6 separate regions of the Homo sapiens genome follow, and regions 2, 3, 4, 5 and 6 are each linked to region 1. A link is a loop called in an ENCODE intact Hi-C map of the cell type or tissue named here. Cell type or tissue: IMR-90. All regions are shown on one strand.

The links. A loop is a pair of places that touch in the nucleus more often than their neighbours do. Peaks named below come from ENCODE experiments on the same cell type or tissue, not always from the same donor. Only the 100,000 strongest peaks of a DNase experiment are listed, where the experiment ranks them.
Region 2: a loop joins it to region 1, with 4 times the contacts of the local background. A loop is called at or near these places in 16 of 110 quality-filtered maps.
Region 3: it touches region 1 in a loop (7-fold over the local background); 20 of 110 quality-filtered maps call a loop at or near these places.
Region 4: a loop joins it to region 1, with 2.6 times the contacts of the local background. A loop is called at or near these places in 18 of 110 quality-filtered maps.
Region 5: a loop joins it to region 1, with 14 times the contacts of the local background. A loop is called at or near these places in 95 of 110 quality-filtered maps.
Region 6: a loop joins it to region 1, with 7 times the contacts of the local background. A loop is called at or near these places in 3 of 110 quality-filtered maps.

What each region holds. Positions count from the first base shown.
Region 1 is chr4:158,170,512-158,175,511 of GRCh38, forward strand. GASK1B (golgi associated kinase 1B) reads right to left here and starts at 2,514. Exons shown (of 5, transcript NM_001128424.2): 1 at 2,357-2,514; 2 at 1-1,088. The coding sequence starts at 864. It overlaps GASK1B-AS1 (GASK1B antisense RNA 1), which reads left to right and starts at 241. Exons shown (of 5, transcript NR_147410.1): 1 at 241-969. LOC101928007 (a long non-coding RNA gene) reads right to left here. Exons shown (of 4, transcript XR_007058350.1): 3 at 3,603-3,755; 4 at 3,177-3,297. RefSeq lists enhancers at 1-517, 691-1,890. In IMR-90, a CTCF peak has its summit at 2,178 (motif pointing left); DNase peaks (open chromatin) are centred at 1,870 and 2,170; H3K4me3 peaks cover 891 bases; H3K27ac peaks cover 1,722 bases.
Region 2 is chr4:157,219,672-157,224,671 of GRCh38, forward strand. GRIA2 (glutamate ionotropic receptor AMPA type subunit 2) reads left to right here and starts at 1,057. Exons shown (of 16, transcript NM_001083619.3): 1 at 1,057-1,459; 2 at 1,996-2,136. The coding sequence starts at 1,372. In IMR-90, no CTCF peak of the experiment used is centred here; no DNase peak of the experiment used is centred here; H3K4me3 peaks cover 379 bases; H3K27me3 peaks cover 3,253 bases.
Region 3 is chr4:158,118,654-158,123,653 of GRCh38, forward strand. No RefSeq gene overlaps it. Among named protein-coding and RNA genes, the nearest start is that of GASK1B-AS1, 50 kb to the right of the region's middle. In IMR-90, no CTCF peak of the experiment used is centred here; a DNase peak (open chromatin) is centred at 2,748; H3K27ac peaks cover 2,675 bases.
Region 4 is chr4:158,253,509-158,258,508 of GRCh38, forward strand. It overlaps TMEM144 (transmembrane protein 144), which reads left to right. Exons shown (of 13, transcript NM_018342.5): 13 at 1-1,908. The coding sequence ends at 19. Among named protein-coding and RNA genes, the nearest start is that of TMEM144, 46 kb to the left of the region's middle. In IMR-90, CTCF peaks have their summits at 42 (motif pointing right) and 2,407 (motif pointing left); DNase peaks (open chromatin) are centred at 43 and 2,393.
Region 5 is chr4:157,989,442-157,994,441 of GRCh38, forward strand. All of the region lies in intron 1 of LOC105377509 (a long non-coding RNA gene), which reads right to left. Among named protein-coding and RNA genes, the nearest start is that of GASK1B-AS1, 180 kb to the right of the region's middle. In IMR-90, a CTCF peak has its summit at 2,802 (motif pointing right); a DNase peak (open chromatin) is centred at 2,810; H3K27ac peaks cover 133 bases.
Region 6 is chr4:158,018,113-158,023,112 of GRCh38, forward strand. The region is part of intron 1 of LOC105377509 (a long non-coding RNA gene); the gene reads right to left. Among named protein-coding and RNA genes, the nearest start is that of GASK1B-AS1, 150 kb to the right of the region's middle. In IMR-90, no CTCF peak of the experiment used is centred here; DNase peaks (open chromatin) are centred at 2,329 and 2,829; H3K27ac peaks cover 2,068 bases.

The DNA.
Region 1 (5,000 bases):
GAGCCCCAGGATCCTGTCTAGGTGGAAGGCAAACACCTCACTCATGTCCAAGGGCTGCTTGAGAAGCCCACAGGGGCTAGGGCCACAGCGGAGCACAGCGCCAGGTGCGCCCCCCTCCAGCACCAGCAAACGGGCTCCGCTCCTAGAGGACACAGGCCGGAGCCCTGCCACTGCGCTGTCCGCCAAGAGTCGCATTCTTCGGATGTCATCTTTGCTCAGCCAGGAGGGGGCGCTCTCGCTGTAGATCCTAATGTTGCTCTCCCTGGAGCTGGGCTGCAGGAAGTCTGGGCCCCCGGCTCGCACTCCCGGACCCCGCACCAACCTCCAGGGTCGCTCTCCAATCTTAACCAGGTTTGCTCCCTGAGCGTACCCAGGTGCTACAGCATCAGCTTCCCTTGCCGCTTCCTGCGGCTGAAGGGATGGTCCGACCAAAGCCTCCTGCCCTGGGGCAGCCGATGCCACTGCATGCTTTTTCCTGCGCTTGGGCTTCACGGTGCCACGGATATTGGCCGGCTTGCTGCGCTTGGAGCGTAGGGTAATGTACACCACATTGGGCTGCAGAGTGGACCCATTGCCCTGGGACTCTGGAGGGGCCAGGGTACCATCCAGGGGTATCTCAGGGAAGGATGGCTCGGCGGTGTCGCGGCTGCGATGTGGCCCCTTCTCAGCCGCCTGTCCATGCTGGAGAGAGGCCCTCCCCACCTGGCTCACCAGGAAGCCCAAGTAGATGGCACACGCAGTGCCCAGCAGAAGGTTTCTCCGGGTCCTTGGACGCCGGCTGCTCCAGAGCTTACGCACCCGCGGGACGCACAGGGAGCAGATGAACCAGTTTATGAGCTGCCCCGGCTTGTCTGGACAGGTCATTTCTCTGCCGCATCCACATGTTGAACGGAGTTTAAAGTCTGCAGTTGGCTCCTGCTAATGTGATGCATGGTTTCCTGACTTCAGCTGCCGCGTCCGCTTCGGGATATAAGTGGTCTCCAGTGGGCAGAGGTGGAAGGAAAGGGTTGGTGATGAAGCTGGGAATGTTTCTGACACAACAAACCTTTTAAATTATCAGTCTCCCCAAGGAGAAATGCGGCTTGTTTCTGGGAATGAATGGATACAGAGTTAACTGAGTCACAATTTCAAACCATTTAAGTTCCTCTACAAGAGTCAAGAAAAAAAGTAATCATTTCCTTTCATAAATATCACCACTAAATGTTTTTAAAAATAAAATTTAAAAGCATGCAAACGAGATAGATGTATAGATTTGATAGTCACTTGAAAGTAGTGAAAACAAGCCACAAAAATCCAAGAGTGTTTTATAACTTGTACCTAGAGTCATTTAAGTTGACTCTGAAGCAAAAGCGTTAAAATGTGACAAACCTGGGCTTTTCCTTTTTGAAATTCAGAAAGAACTTAAGACAAGTAATAGATAATTTTTTAATACTCTATACCTATACCATTTTTATTTTTTAAAGTCCTGAATTAACTAAGTACAAGCAGCAAGTATTAACAATAAAATTTAGAAACATATTCTCTTAGTCTAAAGGTACAAATTGTACTTCATATTAATAATATGTTCCATTAGCTTACATTGTTAGTATAATACAAAGCCATAAATGTCCATATATCTTGGAAGCAGTTGCATTTATTCTGTTTCTCTCTCTCTCTCTCTTTCTCTCTCTCTCACACACATACACACACACAACACAACACAACTCTGACTGCTTTTTATTTCTTTTCTTTCCACCGAAGTCAGCTGAAAGAAAATAAAAGCATCTCTAGTTCTGTTTTTTCACTATTAAAAAGAAAAAGAAGAAACTCGTAAGCAACCTTACTTACACAGCTGGCCCCATGCTTGGCTCCAGGAAGAATGTAATCCTTGACTCTAATGCAAAGAACTTTTAAAGGCTGAGGCATGTAAGTAGAACATATTTCATGGTCAAGAGTGTTCCACATTTCAAACATTTCAGTTCAGCTTTAAAAGCTCCCTTGAAAACTACTGATTGCAAAGCAAAACTTGGAAACTGACTGCTGCATGGTTTTAAGAGATACAAAGCTTTTAAAAACAATAGTTAACAAAATAAACTTTAATTTTAAATTCGGAAAAAAGAAATGCCGTAGAGAATCAGTTTTCATTCAAATAAATTTCCACTTATTTTTAACCCCTGGGAGCCCTCTAGTGTCCTGTTCGCAAACAGACTCAGAAATGTCAGTCTCATGAAGTTCAAAAGATCGAGAATGTTTGCTATCTTGGTGGAGCAGCCGCAGCCAAGCAAGTAACTTGTAAAATGAGGAATGCCATCACCCCTCGAGTGTCCATCCCACATAACTTGGGGTTAGAGCACAAGCGTTCCCAGGAACTACTCACCTTACCATCTTGGCCGTTTCATTTGTCTTCCACCAGTTCTGGAAAGAGAAGGCCTAGAAGTTCAGAAAAAAAGGTAAGAAAGAGTTAATATAAATGAGGAGAAAAAATAGAACAGTGAGATAAGAGTACACACAGATAAGGAAAGACATTTATAGTGTGCAATTGCACGGTGCAACAGTTCACAAAAGGAAGTCGTGGATTCTCTCTGATTGGAGGTTTTTTGAAAAAACAGGTTAGGGATTGGCCTGGGTGGTTTGCGTGTCCTAGCACAAAGGCAGGGGCTGATGACCTTGGGGTGTCAATTAGACTATGGCAAATAGAATCAAAAGGCAAGAAGACAGAAAGGGGACAGGGATTTTTCCTCCCCACAGAGAAAGAAAGTTGTGATACTGAAGAGTGGGTAAAAGATTAGCATATGGTGTATAATCCTAAAAATACTATATTTTACAATGCAAAAAGAGCAAGGAGTTGGAATATATAGGGAAGGAGAGAATAAACGTCCAAGTGGTAAATTGACAAAAATTATAATCGGGCTGTTATTTCAGCACTCTAAACTCAGTCCTTTTTTCCTCTTTAAAAGTCCTGCCACATGGAGGAATGAGAAGGAGCAATCCCAATATTGACAGTAGCCTGGAAGTACCTGGATATTTTGGCTAAACTTTGTGAGAATTCAGGCATCAAAACAATTTTATCTGCACTCAAAAACTCTTAGGCACACACTTCCATACACACAGAATTATTTTCTTGATAGAAAATGTGAACTTCTTGCAAGGAAACCATACCAAAGCTGCATTTTATAACCATCTTATTATTTCCACAGTCAAAGGAATAACTGACCTGGCTCTATAACAATTAAAAGTAAGCCTTTGGCAGAGGCCAGTTATAATAAGCAGACATCTCCTCTAGCTGTTTTTAGAGCTATTTTTTTCATGGAGAAATGCCTACGAGATAGGGAGAGTTGTGTGAGTTAGTAAATTTCGTTGACTACCTTCCCACCCCCACTCCAAAAATGTCTCCTAGAAAAAGAACAATACACTGTCCCCTGCTATAGCCACAATAGGGATTCGTGGAGGCTACACTATCTACTCTGAACTATGATATTCAGAGAATGGGCTGAAGAGGGAGGCAGACTGGCTTTAAATTCTCCTCATTTACCTCTTACGTGTGGTCCCCTGTGGCAAGTAATCTTACCTCTCTAAGCCTCAGTTTCCCCCATGTGTAAGAAAAGAAAAATAATAGCACTTACCCTATCGGTTTCTTCTGATGACTGAATGAGATAGCAGCCTTGGAATGATCATTTGAAATATTCAGCAATGTGTTTGTTTTTATCCCCCATGATGCCTCATTAAACTGCTCAGAGGCCTCTCTCCTCAGCCCAGGCCTTGACAGATAGTCACCACTGCACCACAGCAAAGCAATCATGGTAGAATTGAGGACAAGCACACTGAATTATTTGTAGCCAACATATTGATATAGCCAATACAGTGGATAAATGGGGCTTGTCAGATATAATCAGAGCACAATTTTAGTGATTCCCCCCACTGCCCATTGAAACCTGTTCTGTGGCCTGATATCTCTTTTCAACTTTCTTAAATGGAAACTCAGGCAGTCCCCATGACTTTTCCAGTCATACTTAAATTTTTGTAAAAGTTCTCCAGTTGTTAGCCATAGACATACAGACACATAATACACATAAACTAATTAATATGTTTGATTCTATATCACAGTCAATTTCTTTAAAAATTTCTTTTAAATTCCCAGAATTTCTCCAGAAGATAGCAGTCCCTCAAAAAGCATAGCCAAAATCTACTGAAAAGGGACAGAGGAGACCCATCTTACATTCTTTTTTGTTCCTGCCTAGAGCTCTTATTCCTTAACCACTCACCCAGCCGCTCACCCCACTTTGAGCCTGGCTCTGGCTGTTCCAAGGTAGTGGAGAGAGAGAAGCAATAATAGCAGAAATGGCCTTGCTACTCCATTGATACTGCTGCAAATTGACTTATAAGCTCTCCAGGTTTGGCAGGTGTGTAAAGCTGACTCTGAGATAGTTAATTCAAAGACACCACTATCAAAGCATCTCTCTAGCTGGCTGTTGATGGCCCCTTAGTCCCTTGGAACTTGGTAGCCCCCTGTTCTGTTGAGATCACCTCATCTCTCCAGGCTGTTCTCTTAGGCAGCATTTAAGCTGACCTGCAGGCTGGTTTTCTAACTTGGGCCTCTGTGTACTGCCCCACAAGTGATCCAGTGGACATGGTCACCATCATTTGCTCCAGCAACCTCAGACTTCCCAATGCAGCAACCCACCTCCCTTAGCACTGCGGATCCATATCTCATTTTCGAATGTGGAAGCAATTGCCATCAATTGCTCATGGTCTCTGTTGAAACTGAATGGAAAGGTGTTTTTTGCCATCAGGTAGCATGGGAAACAGAGAAGTTTAATTTAGTTTTAGAAAAATAAGGCTAAATTCCTTGAACAAGCGTTAGCTTGAAAATTTGTTGCCACAATATAACATTCGTGTATAACTTACAATATAATCTGTGAGTGAACATATAGAACTCAAAGTATTCATTATTATTAATATTATTAGATCAGAGAGACAAATAATTCTCATGCCTAAAGTACTTTCTCTTCTTAAAAAACAAT
Region 2 (5,000 bases), 950 kb before region 1:
AACCCCCGGCCAAAACGCGATGGGGAAACAGATTTCTAAGTAAGTCTCTGGGAAAGAATCTGCATCTCTGTGGCATTCCTACACTAGCTTCATCTTCTAATCACTTTCCTCTAATAGCCTTTCCTTAAACCAGAGTCTCTTGCTTTCAATCTGCATAAAGCAAGGGCTTCTAGGAAACCAAGTCTACATGACTCTACAAGGGAGGGATTGCAGTGAAAGCTGCGAGAAAGACCCGTGCGCTCTGTAACTAGGCGAGTCAGCATCACAGCCCAATGGAATATACTCTAAAGATGGGATTTTCATGCAAAATATTTAAAAGATTCCATCTTGATCTCTTGTGCGGCTTAAGCATTTAAAGATATAACTTGGGGTTCTCCCTGGATCCTGGCTACATCCCATGAAGCCCAAGTGCACAATTTTGGAATATTTCCTCCACGGTGCTTTGCTTGCTTGTTTGCTTTCGGCTGGGTCAGGTGAGGAGGATGACAGGGCTTCTGTATTGCTAAATGGGTTTTCACAGGAGATGGAAGATAAAAATCAAAATTATTTGTAACGTAAGACAGCAGGGCCTGGTGAGAGGACGCTTCGCCGCCAACAATTAGCAATTCGGCTTCTACACAGCAGCCGGAGATCAGCTTTGCTGCATTTGGTCCAGGTTGGAGCATCTCCGCAGCAGCTGCAACAGCCGCACGAAGGTAGCTCCGGGCGGGGAGCGAGGCGCTGTCCTCGGTGCTGAAAGGCCGAGGCGCGCGGTGGGCGCGACAGCCCCGGAGACCCGAGGTCTCGCGGAGGGACAGCGGCTACGGGCCCCGAGCTGTGCTTTCTCAGCGCCGCGCACGCGACGCGTCCACGGTGGTGCGGGGTGCCGGGCGCCGTGCGGGGGAGGGGGCGCGCGCTCCCGCCTCCTGCCGCGAGTCGCGCACGCGCGCCCGGGACTGCCTGCCCCTCTCTGTGACTTGCCTGTGTGTGTGCGTGTGTGTATGTGTGTGTGTGTGTGTGTGTGCGCGCGCGCGTGAGTGAGAGAGGAGAGAGGGAGAAGAGAGCGCGAGAGAGGGTGAGTGTGTGTGAGTGCATGGGAGGGTGCTGAATATTCCGAGACACTGGGACCACAGCGGCAGCTCCGCTGAAAACTGCATTCAGCCAGTCCTCCGGACTTCTGGAGCGGGGACAGGGCGCAGGGCATCAGCAGCCACCAGCAGGACCTGGGAAATAGGGATTCTTCTGCCTCCACTTCAGGTTTTAGCAGCTTGGTGCTAAATTGCTGTCTCAAAATGCAGAGGATCTAATTTGCAGAGGAAAACAGCCAAAGAAGGAAGAGGAGGAAAAGGAAAAAAAAAGGGGTATATTGTGGATGCTCTACTTTTCTTGGAAATGCAAAAGATTATGCATATTTCTGTCCTCCTTTCTCCTGTTTTATGGGGACTGATTTTTGGTGTCTCTTCTAACAGCATACAGATAGGTAGGTACCCTTTGTGCTATGCTTTTGAATTGTGCATAATTTGGTGGTAATCTTTGTTCACAGTGTACAAATTAATTCATGTCATGTAGACTTATGTCATACCTTGACTGCATTCCAGATTTAAACTACCTAGAATATACATGTTTTTCTTAGGATGAAGCAAAAGGAAAAGACTATGCCTTTGATACAATAGAAGAAAAGGTCCTCTCATTTCGGATCCCCAAATTTTATTAATTCTGCCTTAGCGACATTTTCCAGTTTGCTCAGATTTTCTTGGGGTCTGAATGCAAAGCTTGTGATTACATGGAAAGGTGAAGGTTTCTGGCCGCCTACCTCGCCTTCAGACTCTCATCTGGGTCTTGACCCCTTGGCTAGCTTTTGGATATTCCACCCCCGCTGTCCGAGTCCGTAGGTGTGTTTATTCGGCCTATTCGCGTGAATAAGAGACTCTTGGATTTTTGGGCGCTAGCGCGCGCCCCTCCTTTCCCTCCCGGGGCACTGACACTGTTCTCTTGCTTGCTGTTTGTTCTTTGCAGGGGGGCTATTTCCTAGGGGCGCCGATCAAGAATACAGTGCATTTCGAGTAGGGATGGTTCAGTTTTCCACTTCGGAGTTCAGACTGACACCCCACATCGACAATTTGGAGGTGGCAAACAGCTTCGCAGTCACTAATGCTTGTAAGTAATGAATATTCATGCCTTTCGGGTGCTGCACGCGGAAGGCCAGCGAGTGTGAGTGTGTGTGTGCGTTTCTGGGGTGGTGTGTGTGCGTTTCTGTGTGTCAGTGTGTGGGTGTGAGTGACTGCACACACGCGTGCGTGTGACCGTGTAGAGAGAAGGTGGCTGTAATCTCAGGGACCCCCGCTGGCTGGAGAGGGCTGAAGAGAGAGGGAAAGGACGTCAAGAGTGTGCGCATTAGGGAGCCGGGGTGAGGGTTGGAGCCAGGGAGGGCGGCTTTCTTGGGTTCAAGGGGTTTTCGCTCATCTTGAGTGCTTCAGGAGAAGCCCTCCCACCTCGCTCCCCATCGAGCGCCTGTTGGCACCCTGCCCACAGAGAACACGTTGTTCCCCAGGGCGCGCAGTCGGGCTGTTGGACAAATCCCACGAGGGACTGCCGGAGCCCAGTGGCCTCCTGCCCCAGCAGCTGCCGCTCTCGCCCGCTGCCCCCAGTTTAGATCCGCAGCACCGGCTGGGCTCACCCTGCGGCCCTCGCGAGCTCCATGTTCTCCTCTTTGGGACAAGTTGTTGAAATGGTTCCGGAGTTGGGATCGGGGCTGTTACATAACGCCCACCCGAGGGGCGAGGAGCGGGGCTGACGCAGGCTCAGGCCGGCCGGGTGGCGTGGGGGTGGGGCGGGGAGGCGGTGGAAAGGGGGAGCGCTGTCAATTTCTCCTGCTCAGTTGCGCTTCCGCTTAAGTTGGAGGGGGCGAGGCCGCCAGGGGCGCCGCGGTCAGCTTGCCAGCCCGGCGCGCTTTGTTCTCAGGTAGCTGGGCTCCAGCAGAGGCAGCCGGGGAAAAGGACTGGGAAGCCGTGGGATCTGGCCGAGTTTGAAAATCTGGAGAAGTCGCTGATCAGCCATTTTAGTCTTTGCAATGCTCCATATTAACCCTCTCACTCCGCGCAGTGCTCCGGGACTCGCTGGGAAGCTCTGTGATGGGTTCAGATAAAGTACTAGAAACCAAACAATTAGGGATCTAAAAGGATTGGTGTGGAGGCCAGAGGGCTCCGGTCCCCGCGCTCGCTCCCCCGCGCAGGCGTGGGCAGGCAGTCGCGGCCACTGTGCCTTCCTGCCCTCTTCCCAGCAGCTGCCATCATTTCCTGCCGACTGCCCTGCGGTGATTCTTTCCTGCCCTAATATTCGCAGTCGTTATTTCATAGATAACAATTTGGGGGAGATCTGCGGATGGCTCACTTCCCACTTTGGCTACAGAGCTTGGGGAAAATTACCACAGGAAAAGCCCAACTGCAGTTTTCCCACGTCACACAAACAACTGGTTGCCATCCCTCCTCCCCATTTTAAGCTTTAGTCATATATTCCGTGATTTAGCTTGATTATCATATTGGGCCCATCATCAACTCTTGCAACTACTGTCACCCGGACGAATGAAGAAACAATTTTCTTAGACTGATAGAATAGGGGCATTGTGTGGTAATTTAGGATTTAATTGTTTATAATGGATCTATTTAAGAAGGTTTCACTGCTATATATTTTCTTCAAATGTTGGTGCCAAGTAAGAAAAGAAAGAAGGGCGGGTGTGGGGGTACAGAACGAAAGAGAGAAGAGGAGAATTAAAGTGGATTTGCAGCTTTGAAAAACGTCCGTAATAGAATATCTCAGAAAATTTTAGTACATGACATACAAAGAAATCAACTTAATTAAAATTTGAAGACTTCTATATTTGACCTATTTACCTAACAGATTTAGACTATTCATTTGATATCAGTAAGTTCCAATTTTTCCTGAATTACAAGTTTGTCATGCAACTGTTCTGAGTATCTAACTGTGTGTAATTGTATACTTATGTGAAAATGCTTTGAAAAGTAATGACTCCTAAGGAACGGCTGTGGGTATAGGAAGGACATAGGTTTTGAATGTGAAGTGAAAGTATTGACAGCTGTACTTTTTGAAAACAGTCAATGATTGCCAAGTTCACTCATTGGTGAAAATAATGAGAAGAACTTTCTGCAAAAATAACATATGTCCATTGACAAAATGAATATTCCTTGATTTCAACAAATGCTAAACTACTGTATTGGGGCTTTATAAAGATAAAAGACTGTGATTAGGTTATTAGGTTTAGATACTCATTCTCAATATTTTTGAATTTTTAAATAGAAATTTTTCTGAAATAAAATATATAGCCAGAATATGTGTATATATTAAACACATATGTAAATTCATATATTTGCAGGGTGAACACATTCATGTAATCAACATGTGGACTTCTTTTAAAAAATTACCACACAATTTAATTTGTCCATAGTTCTGAGAAGCTGGAATAATCAAGTCTTCATTTGCACAGTTTTTTCCCCTCCTCAGGAAGTGAAGCTAAAATAAATATGTTCACATTTCCAGAGACTAAAATTACCCCTGCATGGATTATTATAGTAGGATAGTAAAACAAATTATTTTCAGGAACTGAACACATTTTAAAGATGACAACATGATAATTCAAAAGCATGACATTTGCAACTCCCATGTTATAAGTAATCTTACTGTTTGCTAAAAAGAACTAGGGGGGTACTGTGACAGAAGAGAGGCTCATTGGATAGAAATTTCTGGGGCTGACATTAACTCATTGACTGGGCAAATCGCTTAACATGTTTGTGACTCCGTTTTTTTATTCTCTGAGACATTTCAAAATTTAGAGATTGCAAAATGAAATAGAGAATTTGTATCCTTTTTTGTTTGTTTGTTTTTGTGCTATGGACAATAGAAGATGTAAAATTAGTTTAACTCTTTTGAGACAGAATGAGAGAGAGGGAAAGGGAAAGATGCTTATGTAAACTACAATCACAAAGTCAAGAAATGGATGAAAATCT
Region 3 (5,000 bases), 52 kb before region 1:
TGAGAGTTTTTAGCATGAAGGGTTGTTGAATTTTGTCAAAGGCCTTTTCTGCATCTATGGAGATAATCATGTGGTTTTTGTCATTGATTCTGTTTATATGCTGGATTACGTTGATTGATTTGCATATGTTGAACCAGGCTTGCATCCCAGGGATTAAGCCCACTTGATCATGGTGGATAAGTTTTTTGATGTGCTGCTGGATTTGGTTTGCCAGTATTTTATTGAGGATTTTTGCATCGATGTTCATCAGGGATATTGGTCTAAAATTCTCTTTTATGTGTGTGTGTGTCTCTGCCAGGCTTTGGTATCAGGATGATGCTGACCTCATAAAATGAGTTAGGGAGGATTCCCTCTTTTTCTATTGATTGAAATAGTATCAGAAGGAATGGTACCAGCTCCTCTTTGTACCTCTGGTAGAATTCGGCTGTGAATCCATCTGGTCCTGGACTTTTTTTGGTTGGTAAGCTATTAATTATTGCCTCAATTTCAGAGCCTGTTATTGGTCTATTCAGAGATTCAACTTCTTCCTGGTTTAGTCTTGGGGGGGTGTATGTGTCGAGGAATTTATCCATTTCTTCTAGATTTTCTAGTTTATTTGCGTAGAGGTGTTTATAGTATTCTCTGATGGTAGTTTGTATTTCTGTGGGATCGGTGGTGATATCCCCTTTATCATTTTTATTGCATCTATTTGATTCTTCTCTCTTTTCTTCTTTATTAGTCTTGCTAGCGGTCTATCAATTTATGCAGCCAAAAGACACATGAAAAAATGCTCATCATCACTGGCCATCAGAGAAACGCAAATCAAAACCACAATGAGATACCATCTCACAGCAGTTAGAATGGCGATCATTAAAAAGTCAGGAAACAACAGGTGCTGGAGAGGATGTGGAGAAATAGGAACATTTTTACACTGTTGGTGGTACTGTAAACTAGTTCAACCCTTGTGGAAGTCAGTATGGCGATTCCTCAGGGATCTAGAAGTAGAAATACCATTTGACCCAGCCATCCCATTACTGGGTATATACTGAAAGGATTATAAATCATGCTGCTATAAAGACACATGCACACGTATGTTTATTGCAGCACTATTCACAATAGCAAAGACTTGGAACCAAGTCAAATGTCCAACAATGATAGACTGGATTAAGAAAATGTGGCAATATATACCATGGAATACTATGCAGCCATAAAAAATGATGAGTTCACGTCCTTTGTAGGGACATGGATGAAGCTGGAAACCATCATTCTCAGCAAACTATCGCAAGGTCAAAAAACCAAACACCACATGTTCTCACTCATAGGTGGGAATTGAACAATGAGAACACATGGACACAGGAAGGGGAACATCACACACTGGGGCCTGTTGTGGGGCAGGGGGAGTGGGGAGGGATGGCATTTGGAGATATACCTAATGCTAAATGACGAGTTACTGGGTGCAGCACAACAACATGGCGCATGTATACATATGTAACTAACCTGCACGTTGTGCACATGTACCCTAAAACTTAAAGTATAATAAAATAAATAAAAAGAAAACCCAGGCTAAAGTCAGGTTTTAATTAGAAATTTGTCCTTAATTAGGAATTTGCTTCTCTGGATGCTGCCACATCCCTCCTCTCTAAACATAACATATTCTTTCTGTCTGAGATAAAACTTTTGGTATCACAAGCAACAAAGGAATACTAACAGCAATACTCAATAAGAACAGCAAATAGCATTGCCATAATAGCCACCAAAACTCCTGGGAAAGTCATAACTGTCATTTGTTACCTGATTAAAAGAGAAGAAAATTGACTCCCTCCTAGGAGGAGCTACAGATTATTTGCTCATTCTCTTTCAAAAGAACTGAATCTTGCAAGTTTAATAATAATGTATTCTCAGAAAGTTAGAGGGAATATCTGGATCATAGTTGTTTCTTTTTTCTTTTCTTTCCTTTTTATTATACTTTAAGTTGTGGGATACATGTGCAGAACGTGCAGGTTTGTTATACACGTGCCATGGGTTTGCTGCACCCATCAACCCGTCATCTACATTAGGTATTTCTCCTAATGCTATCCCTCCCCTAGCCCCAACCCCTCCACAGGCCCTGGTGTGTGATGTTCCCCTCCCTGTGTCCATGTGTTCTCATTGTTCAACTCCCACTTATGAGTGAGAACATGTGGTGTTTGGTTTTCTGTTCTTGTGTTAGTTTGCTGAGAATGATGGGGTTTTTTAATACTCTTGAGAGCCTGAAATGAGTGTACAGAACAAAATATCTTGTTCTTCTAAACAGAAGCAGAGCCAATAACATAGGGTACTTTATAAACCAAATAGCGTCTGGTGTCCTGAAGCTAAAGAAACTGTCGGCACTTCTTGCAGAATCGCAGCTGTTTCAGTCTTATTCAGTGACTTGTCCCACTCTCTGCAGTCCAGTTTGCCTTTCGAAATATAGCACAGCTGGCTATTCTGCAGCAATGATTAAAGCCACTGACAAGAGTTTTTTTTTTATTTGTTAGCTCTTTGTCTCAAAAGCTTTAGAAATCTTGACAAGTACTCTTACAAAATACAGATAACTTTCTTAAAAGAAGACACAGATTTCTTAATATACACATGACTGTGCATATTTTTATCAACAAACTAAATACACTTTGGAGTCATGAGGATAAAATGGTACCTTTCTAAGATGAAAAAAAATGTTGAACAAATTTAACCACATGCAATGCCGTTTTAAGAAAGGAATCCTGTGACTTCATTGGCTTACCATGTGCATTTTTAGGTTGCAAAACAGTCTGCCAGCAACCCTTCTTAGTCAGACCTTTCTTACAGCAAAGCCCTATCCCGGAGGACTACAGAGCTTAAAAATCGGTGAAGATGTCATATTTTGACATAAGACAGCTGTGTGTAAATTGGAAGTGGGGCAAAAGATGACAGGAGCATAGACACTTCAAACTCCTCTAACAGGCCAAAATAACAGTAAGAAATGGTTACAGTTCTTTGCATAAATGTCAAGGAAATAATTCCTTTAGGAAAAATTCATTCATTTGTTTAGGAAATTGTTTAATAAAAAGCAGGAGCATTATGGTGATGCCCAGAAAACCACTGGCAGTAAATCATTCAACATTGACTATATTTCTCCCATACTCCAAAACACAATTTTTTTATTATACTTTAAGTTCTGGGATACATGTGCAGAACGTGCAGGTTTGTTACATAGGTATACACGTGCCATGGTGGTTTGCTGCACCCATCAACCCGTCATCTACATTAGGTATTTCTCCTAATGCTATCCCTCCCCTAGCTCCAGACCACCCCCCAACAGACCACCCCCCAACAGACCCCGGTGTGTGATGTTCCCCTCCCTGTGTCCATGTGTTCTCATTGTTCAACTCCCACTTATGAGTGAGAACATGCAGTGTTTGGTTTTTTGTTTCTGTGCAAAACACAATTTTAAAAGGGACTATCTGAGATCTTTTGTATTTCACAGCAAATAAAACAGGTAACTGGTAATTTTTAATAAATTAAAGGTTGAAGTGAAAATAAACTCGAAGGTTTGTTTCTGTAGTTGATTAAGTAAATGGTAGTGAATTTGGAATTGATGGTATGGGCTGAAAATGTTTAAGAATTGGTAAAGTAAACTGTCTCTCAACTTTCATTGGTTGAATAAAGTATCTCATTAAATATTCTTTACCAAAACCTAAGTTTTCACCTTTGCATAAAAACAAGGCTTTTAAAATATATTAGGTGAAGATCTTCTGAATGCAAATAATATAATTTCCCATCTTCTTAAATACACTGGAAAGCAAGCTTTCTTAAGCTGGGAGACCACAGACCTGGGAGGGAAGAGCTCCATAAATGGGTATCTGCAGATCTGAGAGCCCCATGAAACTATATACAGAACTGTATGGACAGCTGAACTTTTAATCAGCTTCTCAAAGAGATCCAGATCTCATAAAAGGCTAAATACCACTGGTACAACACAGAACATAAATTAATGCATTTCTGATAAATCAGTATATTCATTAGGTTGCAAAACAGTGTTAATCTATTATTGTAACACGACACTGGAACATGATGATGTCTGCAGAACATATTGAGGTGATTAGATCATTTAGCCACAATGTGACTCTGAACTATCATTTCAAGCAGCAATCATTGACAATAAACTATAGATAGGCAAACTCTTACTGTGAGTACCAAATCCCCTCTCTAGTCTAATAAGAGTTCATTTCTGGACACTTCTCAAAAGAATTGTTTTCCTACGTTTTTGCTACTGAAGATATAACTTAAAGCCCAATTACAGGTCTTGATTGATGGTTAACATGTTAAAAATTTACTTATTAATTCATGTATCTGCATTGTTTAACAGAGCATAACACATAGTAAATTCTCGATCAACTGTGCAATGTAATCATCAAAAGTTTCATAATATAAGTAGCTTTCTTGTTTATTCTGCTCTCCAAATGTTCATAAAACAGTGCCCTAAAATTATTACTACATATGAATATGCCTGTAAAACCTTCAAGGTTTATAAAGTTGAGATTTCTTATTTTATCTTGGTAGATAATAAATCTCTGAGAATATCTTGGCTTTCCAACTTTCTAAGTCAATTTCAACATTGAAGATTCTAGGTCAACAGTTTGTATAGACTGGGGCAAGTCACTTTGCCTCACTAAGCCTCAGTTTCTCCATCGGGAGGATGAAGTTGTTGGACAAGATGCTGACTTCATGGTCCCATTTTATTATAAAATTGTGTTAGCCAAGTGCTGTGGCTCATGCCTGTAATTCCAGCACTTTGGGAGGCCAAGGCAGGCAGATCACCTGAGGTCAGGAGTACCAGACCAGCCTGGCCAACATGGTGAAACCCCATCTCTGCTAAAAATACAAAAACTAGCAGGGTATGGTGGCAGGCGCCTATAATCCCAGCTACTCAGGAGGCTGAGGCAGGAAAATCCCTTGAACCCAGAAGGCAGAGGCTGCAATGAGCTGAGATCTTGCCATGCACTCCAGCCTGGGTGACAGAG
Region 4 (5,000 bases), 83 kb after region 1:
TGCTTTTTCTAAAATCTAACAATGACAAAACCAGCAGGTGGCAGCAGTAGTTAAGAGAACGCGTCTATCGGACAGCGGAGAGATCATGCTGAGAAAAGAGTGCATTTTCATATAGCAAATGGATCTCAGCCACTGTTGGAGTGGGTAAATGATTTTTTTCCCCAAAAATGTGAGAATGAAGGAAGATTGAGTTTCATTCAAGTATAAAAATGAAAATTTCTTCTGATGAACTGTTTATGAAGGTAGTACTTTACTGGGTGACTAAAATGTCTACATTATTATAGCATTACATACGAGGATGCTCTTTTTACCACAGTATGTACCTAGTGTTGCATAATCTAGAACACAGTATAGAGTCCATATACAAAGAAGTTACAGTCCATATTTCTCACCTATTACCCCAGTGAAGTGAGGCAGAAATACCTTGGGCGAGGAGGGAGAGCCTTACCTTCTAATGGAATTAGATTCCAAAGATATTTGGATCCTTTGTTTCATAAAGTAAATGCATAGTTGGTAACTAAATGTTAAAAAGGCCATTTTATTATTGTTAGCCAAAACTTCTGTTTATTTCAAGTTAATATCGCCCAACTCTACATCATCTACCCATTTTAGCTCATAATGCTTTTGATTATCGCCAGATAAAGTCCATTCTCAGAGAACAAAAATTTTTCATCATTGAGAAAATGTGCATAACATAATACATACATACACAAGTATATTCACGTACATAAATACACACAGATATGTTGCTAAAGTGAGATTGTAGGTTATCAGTAACAATTTAAAGGAAACAACCACTCTTTTGAATGTACAACTTTTTTTTCTGAAATACACTTTTCTAAAACCCTCTTAACTGGAGGTTTCCTGTTTTCTTCTTGTTTTAACTGGTGGTTTCCAGTAGGCAAAATAAAATGACAGGCATGCTAGTTTTTTTTTTTTTTTTTTTTTTTTAAGAAAACTGAAATTAAGCCAGGCAGGGTGGCGCACTACTATAATCCCAGCTGCTGGGGCGGCTGAAGTAGGAGGGTCACTTAGCCCAAGAGTGCAAATCTGCCAGCCTAGGCAACATAGCAAGGTCCCATCTCTAAAAAAGAAATTTAATTTAAATTTGTAAGAAAAAAGAAAACTGAAACAGAACTGCCAGTACAATGTTTGTTGCAATTGTTTCCAAAACTTTGAGATAACGAAACCCCTATTCAAATGTAAATTTTACCCATTCCCACCTGATAGTACTGTTTATTACTTTGCTATGCAGGAGAAACAAAACAGCTTTTTATTTGTGTGTATACTCTGAAGTCAATGTGCATGGGTTAAATCCCACCTCTGCTTCATTTTATTTGTGTGGCTTTGGACAAGTTCCTAAGCCCTCTGTGTCAGGCCCCTCATTAACAAAATGGAGTTTATGATGGCATCTACCTCACATGGTTATTGTGTGGTTGAAATTAGTTCAAATCTGTAAAGTATGTTGATGAGTATCTGGTACTTGGCAAACACTATATAATTGTTAGCTTTATTATTATGTGTTGTTTGAAGGGGAAAAAAGTTTTTGTAGATTGGAGAACACCATGTAAGAGCTACTAAGCTCACCACCTTCCCATCCAAACAATTATTACTCCTCTAAATGAATACTACTTAAAAGTGATGGAGCTTCTGTTTGTTTATTGAATTGCTAATACAAATAAATATTTGACTATAACTTCTTATACTCATTTTAATTTTAACCTGAAATGTCATTAAATTATGCTGATAAACTTTGAATAAATTGTGATACAAAAGCTATTTTTCTCATTTAAATATATTTTAGAATTTTATATTGGATAACTTTTAATTATTCTTTAGTTGGGATTTCCAATTTATATGCAAAATTTTAAATGTGAAGTAAAGCAGTTTCAGAAGAAAAATGAAAAATCAGTCTTATTACCTCTATATAATTTATATATATCCCTATATATACTTTGTATATATATATACACACATTTATATATGTATATATATACACATTTATATATGTGTGTATATATATACACATTTATATATATGTGTGTGTATATATATATACACATTTATATATATGTGTGTGTGTGTGTGTGTGTGTGTGTGTGTGTGTGTGTGTGTATATATACACACACACACAGACCTCTATATAGTATATAGTTTCTGGTACCAAACAAGCTTTTTCAAAATGGTTACCAAAAAGCAACTTATTATTTAGAGGCTAGTCTAAATGGGCAGTTGCCAAATCTGCATTTTGTTTGCTCACCTTAGGAAGTGAATGCCTAACTCTCTTGAGACTTTTAGGTTTTATTTCTCCTAATCTAGTATGGCTAAATTCTAGTGTTTATTTTACATTTTTCTGGCCTGGCTTTCTGTCAAATGGCAACCCCATCTGTACTAAAGAGATCCTGCCATCTTGTGTACAGAGACAGAACTACATTCAGTAGAAGTAGCAGCCAATAAGGCTTGTATCAGATTATGGAAATTTTCTACCATAGGAACAGAAAATCCTAATAAATTTTAAAGGATTAATAGCACAGCATCTCCCCGAACTACAAAATCTTCTTTTATTCCTGACATACTGATTTATTTATATTCAGAGTTACTAACTACTAGACTTATAAGTCTCAATATTGATAGAGCTAAAAAACACATTGCGTAAAGGCAAGTTGTGGAACCATGTGCATAGCATAACATTTAGGTAAATTTTTAGTAACCAAAGTAATAAATACTTTCTATAAATACGTATTTATGTAAAAAAAAAAGGAATTTAGCTACTAATAGTCTACTGTTGACCAGAAACCTTACCTGTAACATAAACAGTTAACACATATTTTGTATGTTATATATATTATATACTATATTTTTACAGTAATCTAGAGAAAAGAAAATATTGTTAAGAAAATTATAGGGAAGAGAAAATACATTTACAGTATTATACTATATTTACCGATACCATAAGTTTGCATCATCTGATTGCAAGAAGAATCTTCTGAAATGTTGGGCAACTGCATCTGCAGACCTCAATCTGTGGTACATATCAAGCAATTCAGCTTTTTCTAATAATGTCATGACTTTTCTCTGCTTCTTGGGAGCACTTCCAGCATCACTAGTCGAGGTCCATATGGGTCCCATGGTGTTATCCAAGGTTTACAAGGTTTAATTTTATTGCAATAAAAAATGATGAAAAATATACAGGAACTGCAAGAGATCATAACCACCAGAGGCAATTGACTGGAGAGACAGTTGACTCACCTGGAGATGATTAGCACCACATGGTGCTTTAAGTGGATAGTCGCAACGCTAGAGCTCACCACAATAGCAACGGAGATTTTATAATAGATTTATGTATATTTTACGGTAGTAAATGATAAAATAGACTAGTGTATATATCTATAGTATTATATATATTATATATAGTATTATATATTATATATAGTATTATATATATTATATATAGTATTATATATTATATATAGTATTATATATATTATATATAGTATTATATATTATATATAGTATTATATATATTATATATAGTATTATATATTATATATAGTATTATATATATTATATATAGTATTATATATTATATATAGTATTATATATATTATATATAGTATTATATATTATATATAGTATTATATATAATATATAGTATTATATATAGTATTATATATAGTATTATATATATTATATATAGTATTATGTATATATTATGTAGTATTATATATATTATATATATATATTATTCATCACATACACAAAAAGAAGTGTTCACCTCACTTGGCAAGAGGGACTTGCATGTGTCAATAAGGACCTTAAGACTGGAAGACCCTGGATTATCCAGGTGGTCACAGTGTAATCTCAAGGGTCCTTGAAAGTGGAAGAGAAGAATCAGAGTTGAGAAGGAGATAAGGTGATGGAAATGGAGGTCAGAGTGATGTCCTATGAGAAGGACTAAACCCATGCATTGTTGACTTTCAAGATGAGGGAAGGGAACACAGGCCAAGAAATGTGGGCAGCTTCTAGAAGCTGGAAAAGAGAAGGAAACAGATTCACCCCTACAGCCTCCAGAAAGGCACAGCCTTGCCAGTCCCTTGGTGTTAGCCCATGTCAGGCTCCTAACCTACAGAACTATAAGAAACAACATTTGTATTGTTTTAAGCCACTAAATTTGTGATAATTTGTTACATTAGCAATGGAAATACAGAGTTACATGACTTTTTTAATAATAATTTTCAATGTAAATGTAATATTTTTACATCTTATAGAAACTTAGAAAGTTTCAAACTCCACATATCACTTATTTATCTCATTGCTACCCCTCTTTTTCCTCTTCTTTGGGTACATTAGAAGGAATACAACTTTTGTTCTGGATTTATACAAAGAAACAAACTGGTGTTTTCTCATATCATTCCCACTCTTAGAGTCTTAGAAGGTTTCAAATTTGCAAACAGAGATGCATTGGATATGGTAATGAGATTACTGATCTGAGAGCCAAAAAACTTCGATGATCCTCCTGGCCTTGCCTCTGGTAGGTAACATTACTTTGTGAGGTATTTTAACTTCCTCATATTTGTAAAATGGTTGTTTTCAACTAAAGGAATTCTAAATTTATGCAAACATAAAACTTTGTCACTATGGAGACATTCTAGTGGTATAATTTAATAGTATCCCAAGTTGCTTCAAGGTTCACCTTACATATTTGTATCCCACTCCTGAAGTACATAATGGGACGGGACCCACCAAACATTGAATAGAGTCACCCCTTTGCAAACTGATAAGGTGGCCTGGCACTCTCTTTTTTGAAATCCTAAGTGTGGGCACTTACAACGCTTTAAATTGAGGCCCCCAATACTGATAAAATAGGAAAAGTCTCATTTTAACATGTGACTCTCAAAATAGGTCCACATTTTTTGTGCGGGTTCCCTACTCACATATGGACTAGTAAAATCCACATCCATTTACCTTAATTCAACAGTATCATCTGTGTTATAAAGATG
Region 5 (5,000 bases), 180 kb before region 1:
ACACAAAGCTTCTAATATATTTATAGGGTTTTACTCTTAAATGGCAAATAACAGCCAAGGATGAGGAAAGTCATATCACTAACTCAAACACAGAAGCCCAACAAAGAGAACGAGCAACGCAGAAGACCTGAGGCAAGGCAGGAACTAGGAGAAAGAATGCAAAGAAACTCTATAATCAATCGCCTTAAAGAGATACAAGTCGCCTTAAAGAGATAAAAATTTACGGATAATATATCCATAAATTAGAATATTTAGACTATTATTTTAAAATGACGGAGGAGCATTCAAACAATAAAAGCTCCTAGAAAATAAAATATGATTAAAATAAAGATGACAGACTCTTCCAGAAAGCATAGCAAAAATACAAAATGAAAAATAGGTAAGACTAGATAAAATTTTAGAGGTTTGTTACTAAAGTTCAAACAGTCAAATAAGAGCCTCAGAAAAAGACAAAGAAGAAAATGAAAGGAAATAAACTATACAGAAAGAAACAAAAAAACATCTAGGATCGAAATGTCTGGATTTACACATGGAAAGGGCGGATTAGTATCTACCACAATGAATGAAAAGATAATTCATAGCAAAGCACAGTACTGTAAAATTTCAGGGAATTGAGATACAGAGAAAAACAGGCAATTGGAAGCAGAAAGAAAATTGAATTTCATGCCTTCAACATTTTGTGAATAATAATTTTCAACATAGAATTCTGAACCCAGACAAACTACCAATCAAATGAGAAGGTAGAAACAAACATTTTTAATTTTTCACATACACAAGTTCTAAACAAAATTACCTCTCATATACTTCTGCTCAAGAAATTACAAGAAGATAATCCTTATTAAGAATCAAAGAATAGGCCAGGCATGATGGCTCATGCCTGTAATCCCAGCACTTTGGGAGGCCGAGGCGGGTGGATCACGAGGTCAGGAGTTCGTGACCCGCCTGACCAACATGGTGAAACCCCATCTCTACTAAAAACACAAAAATTACCCAGGCGTGGTGGCATGTGCCTGTAATCCCAGCTACTCAGTAGGCTGAGGCAGGAGAATCACTTGAACCCAGGAGGCAGAGGTTGCTGTGAGCCAAGATTGTGCCACTGCACTCCAGCCTGGGCGACAGAGTGAGACTCTCTGTCTCAAAAAAAAGAAAGAAAGAAAAAAAGAAAGAAAGAAAAAGAAAGAAAGGTTTTGAACTCAGTAATCTCTACCTTTCTTCCATCTTGTTTGAGACAAATTTACGCTTGTGTTGGTATTAACCGTGGAACAACCAAGTGACTTATATGCAGGAGACTGCTGGAAATGTCGAACCCAAGTTGAGACAAGCAGTCAGTGCTGGAGAGGCTGACTGTAGAGGTATCTACAAGGAGATATGCACACAGCTGGAGAGAGTAAGATCTCCAAAGCACAACACATAGAGACAGAAATGGAAAGTTAGGACTAAACTTCAGGCAATGCCCACCTTAGGGGAAAACTAGAATAGTGAATGTGTGAGTTTAAAAATACCTGTATAACAGGACAGATAGCTATTCATACATTTGGCTTTGGAAGAGTATGAAGGGTTTGATTGTCTTATGAATTCAAAAATCACCTTTGAATTTAAACAATTAGGAAATTTTGATAGTAAAGCAAATTAAAATAAAATATTTGGAATTCTAAGGAGTTATACAAAAGATAAGCTTTTATCCCCCTTTCCCTAAAATAACTATAGTTATCATGTTACAGATGTTACCATTTAGGGCATCTATGTGAATAAAGATGGGATTTTTATTTTTCACCTTTAGAAAAGTGGCAGTGATTGAAATCTCGCCTGAAACCATGAATTTTTCATAATAGCCAGGTGGCTATTCAGCCAAGCACTCTAACTCTATAAGCCCCAGCTGCGATCCAAGCAAGGTTAAATGAAAATAATACTTGACAATATTTCACCAAGCCGTATCATTCATGCACATGCCACATCCTTTAATTTATTTTTCATGCATAATTATTCATCCATACAGAAAAAACAAATCAGTAAACACACGAAATACAAATCCAGTTTTCATTTACAAGTAGTAAAACCCCTTCTGAATTTTGTTGTTCTTCGCTTTTGCATACTAACCACTATTTTATAGTAATAAATTCTGTATTCCAAATGGTTAAAAGCATTATAATTTACAGGATAAATCCTGTATTCTATATGGTTGAAAGTTGAAAACATACAGGTTATTATATAACTTGTATATTTTCTATTTTTAATGGCAACAAGAGGACATACAATTTTACACAAACACCTGTAAGTGTATGTATACATGCACACACTTTTTAAAGCATTTCTCAACTTTAGGCCATATGATGCATTCCTAATTTTGTATTATCATTTATATCAAACTTATTAACAACTTAGTAAAAATAGTTGCATTTATTTTAATTTATATTTTTTCATTACTTTCTTGGGTAGTTATTATACCCAACATGGCATTAGTTGGCTTAAAGATGTGAAATTTACATGATTTCATCAAGTATTGTGTTTTCCCCATCCAAAATATTCTGTCAAATCACACTTTCAGCACTACTATTTTAATAACTTGGAATAGTGTTTCTCTCTTCAACTATTTCATCCATCATGGTGAGTAATCCAACCAACTTATTTCTTGAGACCAGTGGGTTAACCTTGAGGCAAGGTTAGTATTTTTACCTAAACATTAGAAATCTTTAAATATTTGTTTCTCATAAATATTTAATTCAGCACAATAATTACAATATTAATTAGACGTAGACTACGTAGATTTCAACAGGAGAAATGTAGTAATGTGAGTCACTAGGGGGCAGCAAAGATCAGAGAAAAGGCATGAATTCAAATGCTGATTCTTAATCCAAGTTAATAAAAACATTGAGCGTTCTAGAGATACCAAAGGGCCAGCGCTTTCCCTAAATGTTTCTCTGAATCTTATAGTCTTATCTATACATCATCTTGGAACAAAAACCTGCACTATTCTGCCACCTTTTAGAAAATTGACTGCCACTTCAATTTTTATCAGCAAACAATGAACATTTTAAGGCTTTCTCAAAAATGAAAACTGCGTAACTTCCTGACAATTACGGTAGTTCCAATTTTTTAAGAAAGTTATGAAATAGGTCATTTAGACTTTCTGTGGGATTTCTGCTTCTCCAAAAAGACCAGATGTTTCCTCATGATTTTTGTTTCCCCATCTTGAGCAGTACAAATGAAACAGATTTATAACTTTTTAAATACAGTGTTATTTTCTGAGTCTTTAGGAAACACACAAGTGTTTATAAAGGCAAAAATATTGCATCAATTATACTTTCAATGGCCATTACTACTAATAGAAATTACTTTAAAATATTTTAAAAACCGGTTAATAGGAAAACTCAATCATCTACCTTTTCCTTTTTGAATTCTCAACTTATTATATATACATGTTTACAAGTTTATTAAATGAACATCCATTATTTTAATATCAGAAGGGAGTCTAAACTTATTTTTAAAAGTTACTTATGAGCAATATATCCTACTTTTGCTGGGCCTTTTAAAATTCATAATAAAATGCATTGAAAGTCCTGATTCTGTTAGCATTCGTTCTGGTGGGTTTCCGGATCTAAGGAAACATCAAATTTTACAGGGGTTATTTGGAAATAAAACCCACAGAGCAACACAATACTAGAGTTGTGAACTAACAAAATAAAAGAGTTTGTTTATCATGTCACTGTTCTAATATTGACCTTGACCATGTGATGTTGACTTTATTTATTGCCTATTGAACATTCTTGCAAGATTATAGTTTGTTTCCTTGGAGCTTAGAAATTAAAGGAGAAACAAAGGGTACTTATTAAACAAGAAGATGTGCTTGAAGCTGAGAAGTAGCTGGTCCATTTGGGAATTGATAAAAACATAAAAATGTTAAAGTAAAGACCCCTCCATATCATTACAAGTTTCCCATTTATCTGTAGAAGGAAAAAGATATTGGTTTGAAGTTTTAAGAAGACATAAAATAAAACAGATAAAAAGAAGGTAAAATGCCTGAAAACCCCTCTTTATTATGACTACAAAGCTTTACATTTTAACCTAAATGCTAACGACTTAACCTATAACCAAATAGTTGAATGTTTCTACCAGTGTTCAAATACTTTGAAGTACCTCAAGGTCAATGTATTTAAAGCTAACTCATGGCCTTCTCATCTAAAGCTGCTCATCCTCTTATTTTCTCAGCAAAATGTGGGGATTCCACATCTCATCACTTCACCCAAGTGAAGTAACCAAAAAGCGTCCTTGACTGTATCCTCTCCTGCATGTCCTCAAATCAACTAATTTACCTTATATTTATTTTATAGATATTTCTCAGATCCTTTGTCACTTTACAGACCTATAGTAACTTAACTGAACTCTACCCTGAATCTCTCAAAAGCATTACCTATACTATCAGAACGCTTTCACAGATGCCATTATCTCACTCCATTGTCCAAATACCTGCAATAAGTCTCCATTCATCTATACAATAGAGTCCAAATGTCCTAATATGGCATAAAAATAGCCATTACTATTGCATTTAAAGCAAATTCTTGACAAATATTTGTTGACTCCAAAAGAATCCAATATTCAATATTTCTACATTTAGACAGGGTGTTGGCACAAAACCAGAATATTTTTGGGGTGATATCAAAATATTTAAAGTGAGAAAATTAAATACATGTGTATGTATATATGTAATAGATATTAAAAATACCTTAAACTGCCAGGCATGGTGGCCACGTCTGTAGTCCCAGAACTTTGGGAGGCCTAGACAAGGATCACTTGAGGTCAGGAGTTCGAAACCAGCCTAACCAACATGGTAAAATCCCGTCTCTACTAAAAATAGAAAAATTAGCCAGGCATGGTGGCTTGCACCTGTAGTCCCAGCTACTTGGGAGGCTGAGGCAAGAGGATTGCTTGAACCCAGGAGGTGGAGGTTGCAGTGAGCCAAGATTTAGCTTCTGCACTTCAGCCTGGGTGACAGAGGAAGACTC
Region 6 (5,000 bases), 150 kb before region 1:
GGAAAATAAAGATATGCCGCATTTTAAAGGTGCACAGTTGCTAATGAAGATACCTGAAATTCAGCTGTCAGCCCTCTGAACCATATATTAGATCAATTCGACAGTTTATTCAGTTAGTACCACTGGCAGAATTTCTCCATAATTCTTACCATATGTACTTTTTTCTGCATTTCACTTCCCTTTTTGCTCTTTTGCTCTCTCTCTTCAACTTTATCTACTTTTTGTTGCAATTGTTTTGGTGATTTTATTGTTATCATTGGTGGTGGTGCTGGTGATAGTGGTGGTTTTTGGAACAATTGCTTTTCCTTCCCTAGCTATCTCTTTATTTTTCTCTTTCCATGACCTAAGAAGCAAAAGTGCCCAGTAATACACAGGAGCCTTGCTTTGTTAGCAGAATTTGTCATTTGAACTATGTGACCTCTATAATCATTTGTTCTACAGATGCCTTCTTTAAAGACTCATTTCGGAACAAGAAAAGGCTTTCAGACATTCTCCAATGACTAGCAGCATTTGCCATCCATCTTTAAATGGGTAATTCCCCTGTCAAAGACCTAGTCTCCTAGATAATTATATGCAGAGAACTATTATTTATTTTCCCTGCCAATGCACTGGAATCATACCAAATAAATCATGTGCTGTGGTATTAAATGTTGGTGAAATAAATGAACATGAGGTTTTAGAGTGACATGTCTTGGGAGTCAAAAGTACCTATGAGCTAAGGCATTTATCTCACTTGTTCAGGAGCTGACATTGGGTTCAGTAATTGGAAATTCGCATCATAATATTACAAAGGACAAATATTCACCCATTTCCATTGAGATGGCTTCCTCTTTAAAAGAATTATTTAGAGAGATTTGCACTGCTCTCTTGATATTGATAGTTTATTCAGCTGTTGAACAATAACTTAGGTTTTTCCAGACCATCATTCTGCACATGTTAAAGAACTCCCAAACCACCAGGCTGGCTTAGATAAATATCAGACTCTGGATAACTTTGGTATCAAGGAATAATGTGAAAGATAATCCTCTTTTCCTAAAAAGATGGGATGGGGAGCTACTTTTGAAAATAAGGTTTAGAAATAACTATTTTACTGTGAGATATGTTTATATTATACTAATGTATGCAATAAGTAGCATACAATTTTATTTTAATCACTATATTATAATTCTATGAATCTTACATATAGAAAAAGAATAGTAATAAAATATTCTCATCTTGAAAATGAGATAGTGTATGGTGGTTTTTCACTTTTCTATATTTCCTACTATGAGTGTTAATTATTTTTATATTTAAAAAATGAAATTAAGGTTACTAAAAATATTTTAAATGTTAGGGCATAATACATAAAGTAACACTTTCTCCCTTGTATCTCTTTATTATCATTCAAGTTTTCTTGCTATTCTGTCTTAACCTGTACTGTTCCTTCAAGTAATAAACATCAAAGGATTACTGTATTAAAATTACTCGAATTAATATGCTTTATTGTAAAGTATAATTAGTGTCAAGTAATTGTATCACTAGCTCATGATGTAGCTCAAAATGTAAAACAGACACCAGGCTACCTGGAAAGCAGGGAACTCCAGCTCTGACATTACTAGCAGGGTCATCCTAGGCAAGTTACTTAACCCCTCTTTGTTTCATTTTCCTTACACATTACAGTGGGATAGTAGTAGAAACCACTTCACAGATTGTTGCAAGATTAAATGAGTTATTATGTGTAAACATTTAGAACAGAATCTCACACATATTAAGTTCTATATGTGTCGTATTATTCTAGATTTTGGTGGACTTCATATGAGCATGATAACTATATAAATAATAATCTTATATAATCATTTCCTCTGGGTGCTTCTCCAGTGCTCCTAATAAGTTTGATGCTAATCTTGTTCACTAAGTCTCAACTCCTATCACAATACCTGACACACGGTAGACACTCTCTATATATACGTGGAATGAATAAATCTATAATAACTATTACAGTCAAGATGCTGTGTCTAAAAATGAAATCTGATACATGAATATAGTCAGTCATCTGAAAATATCAAGGATACTCTCTTTTTGCTAAAACCAACAAGGAAGTATTTCAGTTGAATTATTTTTATAGGCCCTTATACTATTGTTTATCTATTTCAGTGAGAGTCTGTTATTCTTTAACAACCTTGCATTCTTTCTTGATGCAGAGCTTATGTTGAATCTTAGGACTGTGTTTTCTGAATGGGGTCAACATGTGTTTACCATCTGGCTTTACTGTGTGTTACTTTCAAAGTCCATACATTGAAATACAGTAGAAGCCTCTTTATACCACATAAAGCACTTCATGCTAAGTTCCATTGGCCTGGTCCCCTGACTATGAGTCATAGTCAGCTGGAACATTGCTTGAGAATAACTTTACAAGGCATTAAGAGAACAAAAGATTTTAATGACTGGCTCAAAATGGTCTGGAATTGTGAATGCTTTCAAGAATCCATTTATATGTTGTTTCATTAGGAGCATCTGATGATTAGGAGTATGTGAGGGGCATGTAACATTTTTTTAACTTGTTCAGACAAATTATAACAGAATATGATAGTAAGTTTCAAGCTCAAATTTGCCTGTTAATCATATTTAATCTTTCTTTGTAAACTTTATTTTCATAGCATTACTGTATTATGGAAAAGAAATAGAGTATGATATTTTAACCCTTGGATCAATCTCAGACTGTTGAGATCCTTTCAGTTCTGATTTAGTACAATTTCAGGATGTAGGAGGACATCTCAAAATATTTAAGTGGTTCTATAAGCCTGAGGCTGGAAATGAATCACAGAACCATTTTTCATCTTGTCAGTCGCCGACATCATGCTTAAGGAATTCTTACAGCAAAACAAATGCCTATTCAGAGAACGTTAGCCATTCTATTCCTTGATATTAAGTCAAAGCAGTAGTCTCTACAAAGAAGCTTTGAAAATATGCCACTTTGTAAAATGTAATATTAATCAGTATGTTCATTCCTCACAAAGATAACACTAAAATGATAGGAACGAATTTAACAACTCACACACCCTGGGCCAAAGAGGCATTAATCCAGAACTAAAAATATGTTAACATTATAAAGATATAACCTATCTGGATTTCATCTAGCGTAAAAAGAGTTGTAAATCTAAGAGGAGTGATTTTGATATATTATTGCTGATTTCTAGATACTCTGAGGAAAAGCTATAAGATTTAGAGGTAGACAAGCCCTGTTGATCACATCCAGTCCAGTTTTTCTTCAGCTTTAGCTGCACTTTAGGATTACCTGCGGAGCCTTTATAAATCTCTATGCTCAGGTCAAACCCTAACCCAATTAAATCAAACTCACTAGGAGTGGGAACCTAGATGTCAGTATTTTTTGAAAGCCCCCTAAGTTTTCCTATACAAAGTCAATCAAGGTTAAGAAGGTCAATCACGGCTCTAGTTAGAGTCTGGTGGTGTGGCCAAGAGTGTAGGAGCTATCTTTGGACATGTTGGTGAGAGGTGGGTGACTAAAGGCAGGGCTTACTATTAACATGCATTGGCACCTTCTTAAGTGCTTTACCTGTATTATCATGTTTAATCCATTCTAATGGGTAGAAACTGTTACTATCAGCACCGTTTGTACAGATGAGGAAACGAAGAGAAACATCATACAACTAAGAATGGTAGAAAGAAGATTCAATCCCAGGCATTTATTTATTTAACAATTACTTATTGTTTATATATTATACCAAATGCTGCGACTTGTTGGAGTGCCCACATGCTTCATGTAATAAACAAGGAGATGTATTCTACCAATAAACACCTAATGATCAGTATGGTTGGGCGCATTGGCTCATGCCTGTAATCCCAGCACTGTGGGAGGCCAAGGCGGGCAGATCACCCAAGGTCAGGAGTTTGAGACCAGCCTGGCCAACATAGGGAAACCCCGTCTCTACTAAAAAATACAAAAATTAGCCAGGCATGATGGCACACACCTGTAATCCCAGCCACCTGGGAGGCTGAGGCAGGAGAATCACTTGAACCCAGGAAGCAGGGCTGCAGTGAGCCGAGATCGTGCCACTGCCCTCCAGCCTAGTTGACAGAGCGAGACTTTGTATCAAAAAACAAAACAAAACAACAACAACAAAAACACCTAATTATCAGTTGCTGTTTTTACGTGTGTGTTGAAATCAAATGTAAAAAACATACTGTTAACCTCGGTAGTATTGTGGAAGAATTGATAATTCTAACATAGGTATAAAGATGACCGAATTTCTATCTCCATCAACTTATGTCTGGCTTTCAAGTGGTCAGCAAAGTAGAATCACAGCCATTATGATTCCAGCAACATTGAACCAGATCATAAATCTTAAAATTCACATATATTCAGCACCTAGATGAAACAATACTCAAGGAATAAAATTCTTAAGAAGAGAGAATGGATTTCACGGTGTAAATTACATTCTCTCCAACCCTCTGGAAATGGTGTATTGTTTAAGACTTGCCTTCTGCATGGGATTCCCAGGGATGAGGTGGCTACAAATAAAATGATCTAATTTATGTGCAGTGTAAGAAACGCATTCTTTTCATCCTACTTACTAACTCTAATTTCCTGCTTTCATAGAGAAGACATAAGAAAACCACTGAATATTTAAACTGTATTTTACACCATGGCTTTCATTAAGAGTATTTTCTGTATTTAAGAAAATCTCATAGATTGAAAAACAACAGTTTGAAGATATCAAATACCTTCTCCCTTTTATCCAGATATGAACAAACCGATTTAGACCCACATCTGAGCAAAAATGATCTTATACATAAGTGTCAGGAAATTAATAAACATGAGTTTGAAATGAACTAATTCTTTGATCCAGGGATCACCTATAAGCATTGTTTCAGGGCAATTAAAAAAAACTGAGGTCACTTTCGAAAACTTTCCTCAGCTACTGGCAAATATGCAATGGGGTATTCATTTCTTTAGCTTTATTACCATTAAAGAGAATTTATTATTAATGGCTAACAAACAT